Linked DNA regions of Homo sapiens: region 2 is linked to region 1. The links are chromatin loops, found by intact Hi-C in ENCODE. Cell type or tissue: PC-3. All regions are shown on one strand. Links, peaks and the distances in the headings refer to the core of each region. The heading gives the core; the rest is flanking DNA.

Evidence for each region. Hi-C counts contacts between places; a loop is a spot of excess contacts. Peaks named below come from ENCODE experiments on the same cell type or tissue, not always from the same donor. Only the 100,000 strongest peaks of a DNase experiment are listed, where the experiment ranks them.
Region 2: it touches region 1 in a loop (6-fold over the local background); 2 of 110 quality-filtered maps call a loop at or near these places.

What each region holds. Positions count from the first base shown.
Region 1 is chr14:63,674,671-63,683,769 of GRCh38, forward strand. No RefSeq gene overlaps it. Among named protein-coding and RNA genes, the nearest start is that of WDR89, 37 kb to the left of the region's middle. In PC-3, for the core only: no CTCF peak of the experiment used is centred there; a DNase peak (open chromatin) is centred at 3,421; H3K4me3 peaks cover 409 bases; H3K27ac peaks cover 2,701 bases.
Region 2 is chr14:63,747,546-63,756,644 of GRCh38, forward strand. No RefSeq gene overlaps it. Among named protein-coding and RNA genes, the nearest start is that of SGPP1, 24 kb to the left of the region's middle. In PC-3, for the core only: no CTCF peak of the experiment used is centred there; DNase peaks (open chromatin) are centred at 5,126 and 5,466; H3K4me3 peaks cover 1,153 bases; H3K27ac peaks cover 1,738 bases.

The DNA of each region.
Region 1 (9,099 bases), core at 277-8,276:
ATATACTCCAAACTGGCAACAGTAGTTAATTCTGAGAATACAATTATTATAGTGGGCAAAGGAGGACTTTTTTTCCCAAGTATATAATATATTGCTATTAACTATAGTCATCACGAGTTAAAATAGATCTCTTGCACTTATTCCTCTTGTCTGAAATTTTCTTTCCGCTCATTCATTGATGGACACTTAGGCTACTCTAAGTAATGCTGCAATAAACTTGAGAGTGCAGATATTTCTTTGATATACTGATTTCAAATCCTTAGAATATATATTCAGCAGTGAGATTACCGGATCACATGGTAGTTCTATTCTTAGTTTTTAAATATCTCCACACTGTTTTCCATAATGGTTGTACTAAAAAGAGGATTTTTGCTGTTCTTGCCATTTGAATAATAAAAAAAAACAACCCAGCAATGTATCTATAGATATCTTGTGTAATTTTTTGTAGCAAGTAACTTCTCATTTCCATGAAATAATTTCACTATATAAGAAAACAGCTGACTGACATTCAAGAATAACCTCATGTTTTCTAGCAGAATTTCTTATGAAATTTAAAAAAGACTTTCTGCAATAGGCACTGTTACATTCTAGAAATGTTCTAATAAAGGTACTGATTTTTTTTGTTGTTGTTGTTTGTTTGTTTGTTTTTTGAGACAGAGTCTTGCTCTGTTGCCCAGGCTGGAATGCAGTGGTGTGATCTCGGCTCACCACAACCTCTGTCTCCCAGGTTCAAGCAATTCTCCTGCCTCAGCCTCCTGAGTAGCTGGGATTACAGGTATGTGCCACCACAACCGGCTAATTTCTGTATTTTTAGTAAAGACAGGGTTTCACCATGTTGTTTAGGCTGGTCTCGAACTCCTTACCTCAGGTGATCCACCCACCTCAGCCTCCCAATGTTCTGCTTATTTTTAAAAAACCTTTATGAATAATGTGATTTGCAATTTAAAAATTTATTACAAGGATCTCATTTTCCAAAATATGATTCTGTAAAGTTCATATGAGATTTATGAGGTAGTTTTACATTCTTTTTCCAGTTTCTCTTTTCTTAGTTCTGAATGAGATTTCTAAAGGAGAGATTTTCTTCTCTGTTTCCTTTACATATCCATCTCTGTAGCTGGCAAGATTTGTTGAATGAATTCTAGAATTACTGAGGTCTTTGGGGTCTAATCTGTCCCTCTCCCCCTCCCCCACTTTTTTTTTTTAAACAAAGAACTATCCGTTTAGAGCCACTTCAGCTCAGAACTACTTAGATAGTAGGTTGGATTAGGTTACTTAGGTAAAGTGACCTATTAGTTACTTTAAACCTTGAGATTTAAACAAAAGTTATGACTCTTCTAAAGCAATTACCTCACTTTCTTTGGTGAAACTTGTTAATTTCCTTAGAGGGGTGTATATACAAACTTTTTAGACAGGAAAAGAGGGGAAGGTTGCTTCAGTGACAAGACATGCTCTCCCAACTCTATTCCCTCAGTGAAGGTGCATTAAAATTCTTTTTGTTAAATTCCAGAATCCTAATAGAAACAAAAATACTCCATTTCTTTTTGCACACTTGATCTAACAGAGTTTATTAAATTTTAATAGTGAAAGGGCTCTTAGAGAACATCAAGTCTTACCTCTTCATTTTATCTGTGAGGAAATCATTTATCATTCTGGTGCTAGTACCTAGTTGAAGGAACTTACAATTATAGTTCAAGACAAAACAAAGTCAAAACAAAAATCCTGGTCCTCTGACTTCAGTTAAACACTTTTTTTTTTTGAGACAGGTTTTCACTTCTGTCACCCAGGCTGGAGGGCAGTGGTGTGATCTGGACTCACTGCAACTCTGCCTCCTGGGCGCAAGGGATTCTACTGCCTCAGTATCCCGCGTAGCTGGGACTACAGGCATGTGCCACCATGTCCGGCTAATTTTTGTATTTTTAGTACAGACAGATTTTCACTGTGTCACCCAGGCTGGCCTTGAACTCCTGGATTCAAGCGATCCATCCTCCTTGGCCTTCCAAAGTGTTGGGATTGCAGGTATGAGCCACCACACCCAGCCTCAGGAAAAAAAAAAAAAAAAAAAAGACACAGAATGGGAACATGAAAGTCAGTACAGGTTTGGCACCAGCATCTTCACAAAGAATAGAATTCAACGCAAACATTTTCACAGTAAGTCAATAAAGTGGTACGTCAGGATTTGGGAAATGCCACTGTTTGCAAGCACAAATCTAAAGTCTGTTTTATGACAGACTTGCAAGGGCAAGAATATGGTATAACATATCATGACTTGGAAAAGCTTAAAGCCTCCCAAAGACAGAAATCTGTAATCTTTCCCCCCTACTTAGGAAACTATCTCATGGAAGAGTCACCAAAGTTTTCTTTGAAATGGGAGTTTCAGGTTGATACATAAGGAATGGCTATCTTTACAGATCGGCAATGGCTAGTGACATGTTTGTGAGCCAATTATAAGGTAAATGTAAGTCAGTATGGTCATCATGTCTTTTTTTATAGGTAATAGACAAACTAATGAGGAAGCCATTAGCCTCTCTGGAATAATACCAAATCAGGAAGAAAGTAGGTGGTTATGGGTGTATTGTGGATTACCTTACAGATGCGGAACATATTCAGGGTATCTCTGTGATTCTGTTAGAAAACATTCTTCCTACACCCATGCCACAATCTTCACCAACAGTTGAGATTAGCCAGATGTGTGGTCAGGTCTGATCTCAACGCATAAAGGGAATCTCATGATCTCTTAAGTATGGTGGGATGAGAAATAAGTTCAAGAATACAGTTCCATAGTGAGCAGCAGGTATATTCAAACCTACCCCTAAAGCCCAAAGAATAAGGCTAACAAATCCAATTTCTCAGAAAGAAAATATTTCACAGAGATTTGAAAACATAAGCAGTATCTCGGACAACTGCGAGATGGTGGATCCTCACACCCGTCCTCCAGAAATTATCCTTTAGAAAGCAAGCCTTGGGCCAGGCACGGTGGCTCACGGCTGTAATCCCAGCACTTTGGGAGGCTGAGGTGGGCAGATCACTGGAGGTCAAGAGTTCGAGACCAGCCTGGCCAACATGGTGAAACCCTGTCTCTACTAAAAATACAAAAATTAGCCATGGTGGCACATGCCTGTAATCCCAGCTATTCAAGTAGGCTGAGGCATGAGAATCGCTTGAACCTGGAAGGCGGAGGTTGCAGTGAACCGAAATCATGCCACTGCACTCCACCCTTGGTGACAGAGCAAGACCCTGTCTCAAAAAAAAAAAAAAAAAGAGAAAAGGAAAAAAAGCCTTTAGGATAAAGACATGTGCAGCTGTTACTTTCTTGTGGAAACTTGTGACTACTGGGGAGGTCAGATAAGCATCTTTATGAGGGTTGTTACAGGCATTGTTTAGAGAACTTGCTGCAGAACACTTTGGCATGCAGAGTCAAACATTAGTCATTATGGAGATTTCACTTCAAGATGTTATCACTCTTGCCATGCAACAGGCTATTTTCCTACAAACACCAACTTTATTCCCAGAGCATACCTGCAAATCCTAGATGGAGTATCTTGGAAGCTCGTCTTCCTTGTAGAACACATTGTAAACTCCTGGTCTGTAATAAAAGTAGCTAGGTCTGCAGACTCTTAACCTAATGACGTCAATCCTCATGGCCTGTGCGTAGGTTTCCAGGTAAGTCATTAGTTTGTTATACAACCTTCTTGTGAGGGCTTGGAAGGTGAGGGGAGTATAGCTTCACATCCAAAGTTCTCCTAACTTCCTGGGGACTCCTCTTCTAAATAACAGCAATTATAGCAGTCATGATACCATGTCACCAAAATTCACACCTTTGGGATTTTTCATATAAAATCTAGGATTAATATAAAAATTGCCTTTTTCTCCTCTTAATAAGTAAACATGTAATTGTCTTCTGCTATCAGATTTTAAAAAAAAACCAAACACTTAATAATGAAGTATATATCAAAAAATATTTTTGATTACCTTCACATTAGGTGTAATTTCACTCATGAGCTAAGTGAGTAATAGTGCAGCCCTTCTACTGGCAAAGAAAGACACCACTTCACCACACCTATTGTTTACTGGATATTTTAACAAGCTCTTCAACTTTACTCTTACTACTCCCTTGTAGGTACCCTGATGCTCCAGACAAACTACTATTTGTTTGCCAAACATGTCTAACACATTCCCATCTCCATGCTTTGGTTCATCCAATTTCTTTTTCTTTTTTGAGATGGAGTTTTGCTCTTGTTGCCCAGGCTGCAGTGCAATGGCGTGATCTCGGCTCACTGCAACCTCTGCCTCCTGGGTCCAAGCGATTCTCCTGCCTCAGCCTCCCAACTAGCTGGGACTACAGGCACCCACCACCATGCCCGGCTAATTTTTGTATATTTAGTAGAGACGGGGTTTCACCATGTTAGCCAGGCTGGTCTCAAACTCCTGACCTTGTGATCTGCCCACCTCAGCCTCCCAAAGTGCTGGGATTACAGGAGTGAGCCACCGTGCCCGGCCAAATCAATTTGTTATTTTAAAAATTTACAACCTTTGTTCATGAATACTTTACAAAAGATTTTGAGAATATACTGCTAAGAAGCAAATATTTAAAAATTCTTATTTGTAAAGCTATTTAAAAAATTTTATGGTGACAAATGTTGCAGGATTATTATTCAGTTTTTTTACTTTTAAGATTGTTATCACAGATTTCAACCAGTGTTATTAGTCTGTTCCTGCATTGCTATTAAAAACTACCAGAGGCCAGGCGCGGTGGCTCACACCTGTAATTCCAGCACTTTGGGAGGCTGAGGTGGTTGTATCTGCTGAGGTCAGGAGTTCGGGACCAGCCTGGCCAACGTGGTGAAACCCTGTCTCTACTAAAAATACAAAAATTAGCTGGGAATGGTGGCATGCACCTGTAGTTCCAGCTGTTCAGGAGGCTGAGGCAGGAGATTCACTTGAACTTGGGAGGCAGAGGTTGCAGTGAGCCAAGATCATGCCACTGCACTCCAGCCTGGGTGATGGCAAGACTCTATCTCAAAAGAAAAAAAAAAGAACCTACTGGAGACTGGGTAATTTATTTAAGAATAAAAAAAAAAAGAGGTTTAATTGGCTCATAGTTCTACCAGTGGTACAGAAGGCCTGGCTGGGAAGCCCTCAGGAAACTTACAATCATAGCAGAAGGTAAAGGGGAAGCTGGCACATCTTACATAGCTGGAGCAGGAGGAAGAGAAGGTGAAGGGGGAGGTGCCACACACTTTTAGATAACCAGATCTTTTTTTTTTTTTTTTTTTTTTTTTTTTTTGAGACGGAGTTTCGCTCTTATTGCCCAGGCTGGAGTGCAGTGGTGCAATCTTGGCTCACTGCAATCTCCACCTCCCGGGTTCGAGTGATTCTCCTGCCTCAGCCTCCCGAGTAGCTGGGATTACAGGCATGCGCCACCATGCCCGGCTAATTTTGTATTTTCAGTAGAGACGAGGTTTCACTATGTTGGTCAGGCTGGTCTCAAATTCCTGACCTTAGGTGATCCGCCTACCTTGGCTTCCCAAAGTGCTGGGACTACAGGCGTGAGCCACCATGCCCGGTCAACAACCAGACCTTATGAAAACTCACTATCAGGAGAACAGCCAGAAAGATATCTGCTCCCATGATCCAATCACCTCCCATCAGACTCCTCCTCCAACACTGGGATTACAATTTGACATGAGATTGGGTAGGGACACAAATCCAAACCATATCAACCAAAAATGAGCAAAAATACTGTGCATTAAAATGAGTTTGGTGAATGCTTCCCCTCAAATTAACCCAGATGAAAAAGGAGAAAAACTCTTAAATAGTAGGAAAATTATAATCCATCTTATTGTCACCAACCCCACTGATCCTCTGAATTTGGGCCTGGAGACCTTTGGAGACCAGGGTAGCCTTTCACTTCACTGAAGTAAAAAAAACACTTGATATTTAAGCTCTGAATATATTTAATCTAGATTTTAATTATAAACATCACTTAACATTTTTAAATGTAGTTGGTTTTATGAAAAATTAAAGATCAATTGTAAAAAATAATATTCTCGGGAACATAATTATTTATTACTAGAAACTAAAAGTTATATCCCTGTATATACACAATATTTTCTTTTCAGATTTGATTTCAAGTTTAAAAAAAACAAAATCTTAAAACTAATTTGAGTACAAATCACATTCATACAATGGGGTACTGTAGTAATTACATACAAAACTTTCCTAGAATTAAATTATTAGCCCTTCAATATTTGCATGAAAAGTGACAAAATCCTTACTAAACTGGAAGCATTCATTTACAACCTAAACTTTTAAAACAGGTAGACTATTAAGCAATATTAAAATTTTTAGATCATTAATCTCTTTAAGAATCTGATGAATGCTGTAGAAATTTTCCCCAGAAAAATGCACATATTGAAGCCTAAGGACTGAATAATCGTGTAATTCATTCAACATATCCTAATTGAATGCCTACTGTGTCCCAGGGATCCAGAAGTAAAAAGATGCATAAGGTCTTTTTCCTCATGAAGCTTACGTCATAGGGATAATGACAGAAAATGTAAAAAGTAAATAATACATAATTATAGACTGTGATTGATATGCTTTGCCTTTGTGTCCCCACCCAAATCTCACCTTGAATTGTAATAATCCCCACAAGCAAGGGCAAGACTAGGTAGAGATACTTGAATCATGGGGGCAATTCCCCCATGCTCTTCTCGTGATAGTGAGTGAGATCTCATGAGATCTGATGGTTTTATAAGGGGCTTCCCACTTCGCTCGCCACTCACTCTTACTGCATCCTACCGCCCTGTGAAGAGGTGCCTTCTGCCATGATTTTAAGTTTCCTCAGGCCTCCCCAGCCATGCAGAACTGTGGGTCAATTAAACCTCTTTCCTTTATAAATTACTCAGTCTTGGGCAGTTCTTTATAGCAGCATGAGAATGGACTAATACAGTGGTAGATTTCACTGATAGATACAATAGATTTCAGTTATCCTTTGTCCTAATTTAGGACAAAGGATAAACCTCAACTCTGAGGAATTTTTTAAAAAATCCTTATATAGTAAGCATTTTGTCACTTTTCATGCAAATATTGAGGGGCTAATAATTTATTTCTATTGTGAGAATTTTTTTTTTAAAAAAAGAGAATCCATTTTATATCTCCTAAGAAAATGTCATCATACAAAAAATAAAATATTTAAAATTTATTTAATTTTTAGAAAACAGGAAAAAAATCTTAAAAAACAAAAATATTATCATATCCTGTTGCTTGCTGTACCAGAGAATGAGCTTTCTAGACATCCAAGGAGAATGCAACAAAACTAAAAATGATGAAAGGAAAAAAAAAATACTCTCTTAGGGGCTCTGGAGCAATGAAAGAATCTGGTTTTCATATTTATAGGCAAGAAAGCTTTCACAATCACTAAGGGTTTTTAGCATGCACAGTCAGTACAACAGTTATCAAAGTATATTTTATTCTGCTCATAGACTGCTGCTGTCAGATGTAGAATCCCATATTTGGGAGAGAAAGGAAGCAAGGGAAGGGCAAATTAGGAAAAGCCAGCTAGTTGAGATTTAAGAATTAACATTTCTAGCCTGGCACAGTGGCTCACCTCCAATACCAGCACTTTGGGTGGCTGAGGTGGGAGGACTGCTTCAGCCCAGGAGTTCAAGACCAGTCTAGGCAACATAGTGAGGCCCCATCTCTATAAAAATAGAAAAATTAGCCAGACATGGTGGTACATGCCTGTAGTCTCAGCTACTTGGGAGGTTGAGGCAGGAGGATGGATTAAGCCCAGGAGGTAGAGGCTGTAGTGAGCAGTGATCATGCCATTGCACCCCAGCCTGCATGAGAAAGCAAGACCCTATCTCTAAATAAACAAATAAACACATTTATTTCCTTAAACACTTTTATTTTTTAAAAAGTTTATTTTTCTTTGAATTTTCCCTCCTGTGTGTCTCACAAGGAAGGCTTGCTTCCTTATAAAGAGATCTGGTGGGCTTAAAATGAAGAGCTTTCTAAAAGTCCTTCAAAATTAGCATGTTAAAATTTTTATTGTGCTATGTATAACTTATTATAACCACAACCAGAATTCAAGTGTAAAAGTTTTTTCTTTTTTCTTTGAGATGGAGTCTCACTTTGTCACCCAGACTGGAGTGCAGTGGTGTGATCTCAGCTCACTGCAATCTCCACCTCCTGGGTTAAAGCAATCCTCCCATCTCAGCTTCCCGAGTAGCTGAGACTACAGACATGTGCCACCATGCTCAGCTAATGTTTTTGTCTTTTTTTTTTTAGTAGAGACTGGGTTCACCATGTTAGCCAGGCTGGTCTCAAACTCTTGACCTCAAGTGATCTGCCCGCCTCAGCCTCCCAAAGTGTTGGATTACAGGCGTGAGCCACCGCGACTGGCCAAGTTTTTTCTTTTTAACTTACATATATATTTCAAAAGGAATGGAAGAACTTGATCAAATAACGAGAAAATACCCAGCACAGTAATATCTACTAATTACTTTTTCTCAAACTGCTACCTCTTCCCTTTCTTAAAAAACCTTATCAAACAACAAAAACCCTCTTCAGAAAATCTAATGCAGCTATAAAGTAAAATGTTAAAAACTGATCCTTACTGATGTCCAGATTAAACATTTTACTGGCCGGCTGGGATTACAGGCATGAACCACCACACTTGGCCACGTTAGGTTTTAAATCTAGAATAAACATTCCTTGTTAACGAGAACAAAATTGTTTACCAATAAGAAATCTTTGTCATATAAAATTGTGTGATCATATCTTTCTCCACTCCCACTGCTTCACTTGAGTAGCCTTTAAAAATTTTTGTGATTATATATTTTAAAAAACCACTTTAGTATTTACTTATCTTTATTGAATGCTCTGTTAAAATTTGCCTTTAAGGGAATGAATGACAGGGAGGGTGAGGGAAATTTTGCTTTTAAATTCTATTCATTCCACTGAATTCATTTTTATGTTGTCCCTGAAATATATATTTAATAAACACTACTTGTAAAGAAAGCTACAAAATAAAATAAAAATAATTGTGTCAATCTTGAAGTGGCATTGTTTTATATTAGGTCATATAATTAGTTT
Region 2 (9,099 bases), core at 500-8,499, 73 kb after region 1:
TCCAGAGTAGCTGAGATTACAGGCGTGCCATCATGCCTGGCTAATTTTTGTATTTTTAGGAGAGACGGGGGGGTTCACCATGTTGGCCAGGCTGAAATAAACACTTTTTGTTTCTGTTGATACAGTGAGGACAAAACATTTCAGCTAGTTATTTGTGAGGAGAGGAATGGAGATTTGGACAGCCTGTGTCTGGCACTGTCATAGCTAAACAAGGTAGGCATCCCTGAGTCTTATCTAACTCATATGGGGGAGTAGCTATTTTTTTAGAACACAAAAAGATGAAGGGATTTCCTAACCTTCAGGTTAAGTTCAACATTATCAAATAAAATGGCATTATTTTCTACTCAGATTCCCATTAAGGAATAAAAGTGTTAGTATTCTTTGGGTGTCAATGGCAACACTATTTGAGTTTCATTTCAACACCCAGGTGTCATCATTCACTCTGACACACCCACATTCAGTGATAGGACAAGGACTCTAGTATTTTTACGTTTATGGAACAGAAGTGGTTGCCATATGCTAAAATTGTTGCTGAAAAGTATACCGCAAGTAGAAGAACTTAGGTTATGCAAACGGAAGATATGCTTCAAATCAGCAGTTTGAAAACTGTAGTTTTAATGTTACTAACTTAGGATAACAAGGGGAAGCAACCTTAGAGGTTTCTCAACTTAAGACTAGAAAAAGATGTTATTTTTTTCTTCTTCTTCTTTTTTTTGTTTTTTTTTTTTTTTTGAGACAGAGTCTCAGCTGCAGCCATGAGCTCTTGGGCCCAAGTAATCCTCCTACCTCAGCCTCCCAAGTAATTGGAACCACAGGTGTGCACCACTGATGCAGGAGTTAAAAAGGAATTATTTAGGCAGATAATGGGGGTAAGGAAGTCCTCCGTAAGGTTTTCCTTTTAATGAAAAGCAGCCCTGCCGGGCGCGGTGGCTCACACTTGTAATCCCAGCACTCTGGGAGGCCGAGGCGGGCGGATCATCTGAGGTCGGGGGTTTGAGACCAGCCTGACCAATGTGGAGAAAACCCGTCTCTACTAAAAATACAAAAACTTGGCCAGGCTTGGTGGCACATGCCTGTAATCCCAGCTACTCCGGAGGCTGAGGTAGGAGAATCGCTTGAACCCGGGAGGCTGAGGTTGAAGTGAGACGAGATTGCACCACTGCACTCCAGCCCAGGCAATAAGGGCAAAACTCCATCTCAAAAAAAAAAAAAAAAAAAAAAAAGGCAGCCCCAAAATAATTTTCTTTTCTAACAAACAGCAGCCTGTAAAATTGAGCTGCAGACATAGACAAGCAAGCTAGAAGCTTGCACAGGTGAATGCCAGCAGCTGTGCCAATAGGAAAAGGCTACCGGGGACTAGGCATGTTCAGAACAGTGGCTCCATGTTCCCTTCTCTTTGCCAGTCACGTGTGCAGCAAGGAGCGGACAACACGGCGCCGGCCAAGTGGAAAGTCCATTTGCATAATAAGATTAGGGTGCATTGGCCAGCCTTCCCCATGCTCTATGTAAACATCACACCTGGTATAACCAATCTGTGGTTATGTAAATCGGACACTGCCTCCTTCAGCCTGCCTATAAAATCCGGTGCACTCCCATTCCAGCCCAGAATTCCCATTCGGGGGCTCCTGTCTCTTGCAAGAGACAGAGCTGTTCTCCTTTCTCTTTCTTTATCTATTTATTTATTTATTTATTTTTATTTTTGAGACGGAGTCTCGCTCTGCCGCCCAGGCTGGAGGGCAGTGGTGCGATCTCGGCTCACTGCAAGCTCCGCCTCCCGGGTTCAGGCCATTCTCCTGCCTCAGCCTCCGGAGTAGCTGGGACTACAGGCGCCTGCCACCACGCCCGGCTAAAATTTTGTATTTTTAGTAGAGACGGGGTTTCACCATGTTAGCCAGGATGGTCTCGATCTCCCGACCTCGTGATCCACACCTCGGCCTCCCAAAGTGCTGGGATTACAGGCGTGAGCCACTGCTCCCGGCCTTTCTTTGCCTATTAAACCTCTGCTCCTAAACTCCTTGTGTGTGTTCATGTCCTTAATCTTCTTGACGCAAGACGAGTAACAGCGGGTATTTGCCCCAGATAAGGATGCCACTTCACCACCACACATGGCTAATTTTATTTATTTTATTGAATAACTTTTAGTAAGAAACCTCACCTGGATTTTTAAAACAAAATTTTGTTTAATATCTTTTTTTTTTTTTTTTTTTTTTTGAGACGGAGTTTCGCTCTTGTTGCCCAGGCTGGAGTGCAATGGCATGATCTCTATCATGGCTCACTGCCACCTCCACCTCCCGGGTTCAAGCAGTTCTCCTGCCTCAGCCTCCTGAGTAGCTGGGATTACAGGTGCCCGCCACCACGCCTGGCTAATTTTGTATTTTTAGTAGAGATGAGGTTTCTCCATATTGGTCAGGCTGTTCTCCAACTCCTGACATCAGGTGATCTGCCCACCTCAGCCTCCTAAAGTGCTGGGATTACAGGCATAAGCCACCATGCCTGGCCCTTTAATATCTTTTAGTAAGAACATTTTTAATTTTTTTGTATTTTTTACTTATTTTTTTGTTTGTTTTTTTGAGGGAGGGTCTTGCTCTGTTGCCCAGGCTGGAGTACAATGGCACCGTTACAGCTCACTGCTGCCTCAACCACCTGGACTCAAGTGATCCTCCTGAGTAGCTGGGACTATAGGTATGTGCCACCATGCCTGGCTAATTTTCTTTTTGTATTTTTAAATAGAAACAGGGTTTGGCCATATTGCCCAGGCTGGTCTCAAACTCCTGAGCTCAAGGGATCTTCCTGCCTTGGTCTCCCAAAGTGCTGGGATTACAGGCATGCTCCACTGTGCCCAGCCTATTTTTCTTATTTGTAGGGATGGGGTCCCGCTATGTTGCCCAGACTGATCACAAACTCCTGAGCTCAAGTGATTCTCCCACCTCAGCCTCCCAACGTGCTGGGATTACAGGCGTGAGCCACTACACCTGGCCAAAAGCTGATTATTTTAACCATCAAATCAAGAGACAGACATCATATCCACAAGCAAGAATATGTACATATCGAGAAGTGTGATATTACTTCAATAACAGGTTACTATTGTTTTTTTTCTTCTTTTTCGTATTGTTTTGATTTGGTAAACTTGATTATTTATTTTCATGTATAAATTATGAGTGCTATAAATTCATACCATTTCTACTTACTATCCACAATGACCAGAATAATCTCTTAACTTCATAATTCCAATTGTTTCTATCGTTTTACTTTACCACTAATTTCAGCCACTTTAGATTTTTCTTTTTTTTTTTTTTCTGACTTCTCTATCCTTTCCCCACCCTTTCCCCCTTTTCTATTCCACAAAACTGCCATCGTCATCATGGCCCGTTCTCAATGAGCTGTTGGGCACACCTCCCAGACGGGGTGGTGGCCGGGCAGAGGGGCTCCTCACTTCCCAGAAGGGGCCGCCGGGCAGAGGGGCCCCCCCACCTCCCGGACGGGGCGGCGGCCGGGCAGAGGCGGGCCCCCCACCTCCCTCCCGGACGGGGCGGCTGGCCGGGCGGGGACTGACCCCCACCTCCCTCCCGGACGGGGCGGCTGGCCGGGCGGGGGCTGACCCCCCACCTCCCTCCCGGACGGAGCGGCTGGCCGGGCGGGGCCTGACCCCCCACCTCCCTCCCGGACGGGGCGGCTGGCCGGGCGGGGGCTGACCCCCCACCTCCCTCCCGGATGAGGTGGCTGCCGGGCGGAGGGGCTCCTCACTTCCCAGACGGGGTGGCTGCCGGGCGGAGGGGCTCCTCACTTCCCAGACGGGGTGGCTGCCGGGCGGAGGGGCTCCTTACTTCTCAGACGGGGCGGCTGCCGGGCGGAGGGGCTCCTCACTTCTCAGACGGGGTCGCGGCCGGGCAGAGGCGCTCCTCACATCCTAGACGGGGCGGCGGGGCAGAGGCGCTCCCCGCATCTCAGACGATGGGCGGCCGGGCTGAGACGCTCCTCACTTCCTAGATGGGATGGCGGCCGGGAAGAGGCACTCCTCACTTCCCAGACTGGGCAGCCGGGCAGAGGGGCTCCTCACATCCCAGACGATGGGCGGCCAGGCAGAGACGCTCCTCACTTCCCAGACGGGGTGGCGGCCGGGCAGAGGATGCAATCTCGGCACTCTGGGAGGCCAAGTCAGGCGGCTGGGAGGTGGAGGTTGTAGCGAGCCGAGATCACGCCACTGCACTCCAGCCTGGGCAACATTGAGCACTGAGTGAACCAGACTCCGTCTGCAATCCCGGCACCTCGGGAGGCCGAGGCTGGCAGATCACTCGCGGTTAGGAGCTGGAGACCAGCCCGGCCAACACAGCGAAACCCGGTCTCCACCAAAAAAATACGAAAACCAGTCAGGCGTGGCGGCACGCGCCTGCAATCGCAGGCACTCGGCAGGCTGAGGCAGGAGAATCAGGCAGGGAGGTTGCAGTGAGCCGAGATGGCAGCAGTACAGTCCAGCTTTGGCTCAGCATCAGAGGGAGACCGTGGAAAGAGAGGGAGAGGGAGACCGTGGGGAGAGGGAGAGGGAGAGGGAGAGGGAGAGCTAGATTTTTAAAAGTGGGTGCTTTATAATACATTTGCTTCAAAAAATATATTTAACTGAAAAAGTTAAATGAAATACATTTATACATTGAATTACCAAGAATACCAGTAATACATTTTCATAAATGTAATACATAGTAATACATTTTCATAAATGTAATACATAGTAATACATTTTCATAAATGTAATACATAGTAATACATTTTCATAAATGTAATACATAGTAATACATTTTCATAAATGTAATACATAGTAATACATTTTCATAAATGTAATACATAGTAATACATTTTCATAAAATCGAATACATTATTTCATGTGATCTTTACAATGTTTCTGAAATAAATTATCACCATTTTATAGTTGAGGCAAGTTAGTGGCAGAGCTGGAATGAGATTTAAGTACTGATTGATTTACTTACGTTGCCCTATATACTACATAATCAGAACATTTTATGTAGGATAGTAAAAAGATTAAAATATCCAATAAGAATGATAGCGTAAGGCCGGTCACAGTGACTCATACCTGTAATCCCAGGGCTTTAGGGCATTGGGGCAGGAGGATCACCTGATCTCAGGAGTTTGAGACAAGCCTGGGTAACATAGCAAGATCCATCTCTACAAAAAATAAAGATTAGCTGGGCATGGAGGCACCTGCCTGTAGTCCCAGCTACATGGGAGGCTGAGGCAAGAGAATTGCTTGAGCCTAGAAATTTGAGGCTGCAGTGAGTCCGATGGGTTCACCTTGCCCACTGCCTAGACAGAGCTGATTTATCAAGATAGGGGAATTGCAATTGAGAAAGAGTGATTCATGAACAGCTGGCTATGCAGCAGACCAGAGTTTTATTATTTACTCAAATCAGTCTCGCTGAGCATTCAGGAAGCAGAGTTTTTAAGGAGAACTTGGTGGTTTGGGGGGGGAAGCCAGTGAGCCAGGAGTGCCCATTGGTCAGGGATGAAGTCATAGGGAGTCGAAGCTGTCTTCTTGGACTGAATCAGTTCCTGGGTGGGAGCCACAAGATCAGAAGAGCCAGTTTATTGATCTGGGTGGTGCCAGCTGACCAAGCGCAGGGTCTTGCAAAATATCTCAAGCACTGATCTGAGGAGCATTTTAGCGAGGGTAAGAATCTTGTAGCTTCCAGCTGTAAGACTCCTAAAACCATAATTTCTAATCTTATGGCTAATGTTAGCCCTACAAAGGCAGTCTAGTCCCCAGGCAAGAAGAAGGTCTGCTTTGGGAAAGGGCTGTTATCATCTTTGCTTTAAACTATAAACTAACTTTCTCCCAAAGTTAGTTCAGCCTATGCCTAGGAATGAACAGGACAACTTGGAGGTTAGAAGCAAGATGGAGTCAATTAAGTTAGATCTCTTTCACCGTCTCAGTCATAATTTTGCAAAGGCAGTTTCAGCACCACTGCACTCCAGGCGGGGCAACAAAGTGAGACCCTGTCTCTAAAACAAAGAATGGTAGTATAAGTGAAAACCATGGTCGGGTGCGGTGGCTCACGCTTGTAATCCCAGCACTTTGGGAAGCTGAGGTGGGTGGATCACCTGAGGTCGGGAGTTCGACCAGCCTGACCAACATGGAGAAACCCCATCTCTACTAAAAATACAAAATTAGCCAGGCGTGGTGGCACATGCCTGTAATCCCAGCTAGTTGGGAGGCTGAGGCAGGAGAATCGCTTGAACCCGGAAGGCAGAGGTTGTGGTGAGCCAAGATAGTGCCATTGCAGTCCAGCCTGGACAACAAGAGCAAAACTCTGACTCAAAAAAAAAAAAAAAGAAAAGAAAACCTTTACCTTAACTTTGAATATATATGTATCTGTCCTACATGAACTCTTTAACTGGTTCATCTTCGACATAATTAAAAAATCTCCATAAACAGAGGAATAGTGTTTGTACATAAAAATGGATAAATTTTTCTTCCATGATGAAATAACACTCTTGGACAATTTTTAAGTTTATTAATGGAGATAGGTTGAATTAATGTTTGGGGGAAAATACTGTAACTTGGCCTGGGGCAGTGGCACATACCTGTAATCCCAGCACTTCCAGAGGCCGAGGCGGGTGGGTCACTTGCGGCCAGGATTTTGAGACCAGCCTGGCCCACATGGCAAAACCCCATCTCTAATAAAAATACAAAAAAATTAGCTAGGTGTGGTGGCACGCACCTCTAATTCCAGCTACTTGGGAGGCTGAGGCAGAAGAATCGCTTAAACCTGAGTGGAGGAGGTTGCAGTGAGCTGAGATCACACCCATGCACTCCAGCCTGGGCGACTCCGTTTCAAACAAACAAACAAACAAAAGTATAACTTGATATACTATTCTATTATTTTGGGAACTCCAGAGCTGATATAGCTGAATTTCTAGAGGTACCTTTCCATAGGGTAATATTTAATTAATTAATCCATTACTCTTTGTTTAAATTTCAATTTCAGAACTATCACAAGCAGAGGGGATAAATTTTCTTTCTAAAAGGATCAAAATTTAAGAAATTAACATTGCGATTGAGTTATATTTTGGTTGACCATTTATTTTATTTTTTTAAATTTTTAATTTTTTTTTCCTTTTTTGTTTTTCCTTTAATTTTTAAATTTTTTTAAAAAGTAGAGACAGTGTCTCACTATGTTGCCCAGGCTTGTCTTGAACTCCTGGGTTCAAGCAATCCTCCCATCTTGGCCTTCCAAAGTGCTGGAATTATAGGCATGAGCCACCACACCCAGCCATGGTTGACCATTTTAAATTTATTTTCAGTCCATAAAAATAGGCCGGGCACTGTGGCTCACGCCTGTAATCCCAGCACTTTGGGAGGCCGAGGCAGATGGATTGCCTGAGGTCAGCAGTTGGAGACCAGCCTGGCCAACATGGTGAAACCCCATCTCTACTAAAAATACAAAAAATTAGCTGGGCGTGGTGACAGGCGCCTGTAATTCCAGCTACTCGGGAGGCTGAGGCAGGAGAATCGCTTGAACCTGGGAGGCGGAGGTTACAGTAAGCTAAGATCCTGCCATTGTACTCCAGCATGGGTGACAGAGTGAGACTCTATCTTAAAAAAAACAACAACAAAAAAATATATATATATATTTGTGGGCATGGTGGCATGAACCTGTAGTCCAAGCTACTCAGGAGGTTGAGGTAAGAGGATCTCCTGAGTCTAGGAGTTCAAGACTGTAGTGCACAATAATTGTGCCTGTGAATAGCCACTGCACTCCAGCCTGGACCACATAGCAAGATCCCCATCTCAAAAATAAAATAAAAATAAATAAAATTACTTAATTTAGAAAATTTTGGAATGGTAAATTATTATTATGCAATATGTGTGAACATAGATATATAAAGGTAACATTATAATCTTTAAATGATTCATGAACTCAATATGGTGACAATAAAAAAAGTGAGTTTAATTAATTGAGATTGATAGCCACATTCTACTAAATCAATAAAACAATTGGAACAGTTTTAAAATTTACAAGATATCATACCTATTAAAGATATGGAATGAAGGAAAATGCATGGATGACAGCTAGATAATTTTACTTGGAGTCGGAATTTTAAATTGGCAGTTATGAAGTACATGATACATAAAGAGACAACCTATGGACTAGGCACGGTGACTCACGCCTGTAATCCTAGCACTTTGGGAGGCCGAGGCACGTGGATCTCACTTGAGGTCAGGAGTTCGAGATCGGCCTGTTCAACATGGTGAAACCCCGCCTCTACTAAAAATACAAAAAACAATTAGCCAGGCATGGTGGTGGGCACCTGTAATGCTAGCTACTCGGGAGGCTGAGGCAAGAGAATCACTTGAACTTGGGAGGTGGAGGTTGCAGTGAGCCAAGATCACGCCACTGCACTCTAGCCTGGGTGACAGAGTGACACTCTGTCTCAGAAAAAACAACAACAACAAAAAAAGAGACAACCAATGAAATACATAGATGACCATAATTTTGAAGTTTTAGAAACTTACAACCCACAGGGACCTCAGGTTAGATTCCCTAATTATTGTTGCACGGTATCTCTCATGACATTTTTGTGAAAAAGAAAAAAGGTGAAAAAAGGGATATTATGAAAGTAAACATAAAAATTAAAAAATTTCCTTGCCACACTTAAGAATGAATACTGTTTTTAGTTGGTGTGCATGGGTGTGGTACCTGTGTGATAATATTCTGCATTGAGTTAGATAAATGCTTTTAATTTGAGAAGTATGGCTTAAAGTCTGTATTATGTTACATTTACACATTTTTGGCCAGTAAATTTAAATAGATACACAGTTAAAGGTACCAACTACTATTGCAATATTCTTACCATCCTGAGTCTATTATTAAAAGAGTTATTAAAAACATTCCTGATGCAGTTAACAAAGAACCTTGGCAAGTGAAGACCTCCTTTTACTTTTATCCGTTTTGTTATATATACAGTTACATTTGAGTGAAAGTAAGCCATAATTTTAAAGATTTTCTAATAGTATTTCACATTTATTGAACATTATGAATTGGAAAGTTTTGGATATTGTTGAACTATACAAACATTGGAAATGCTGGA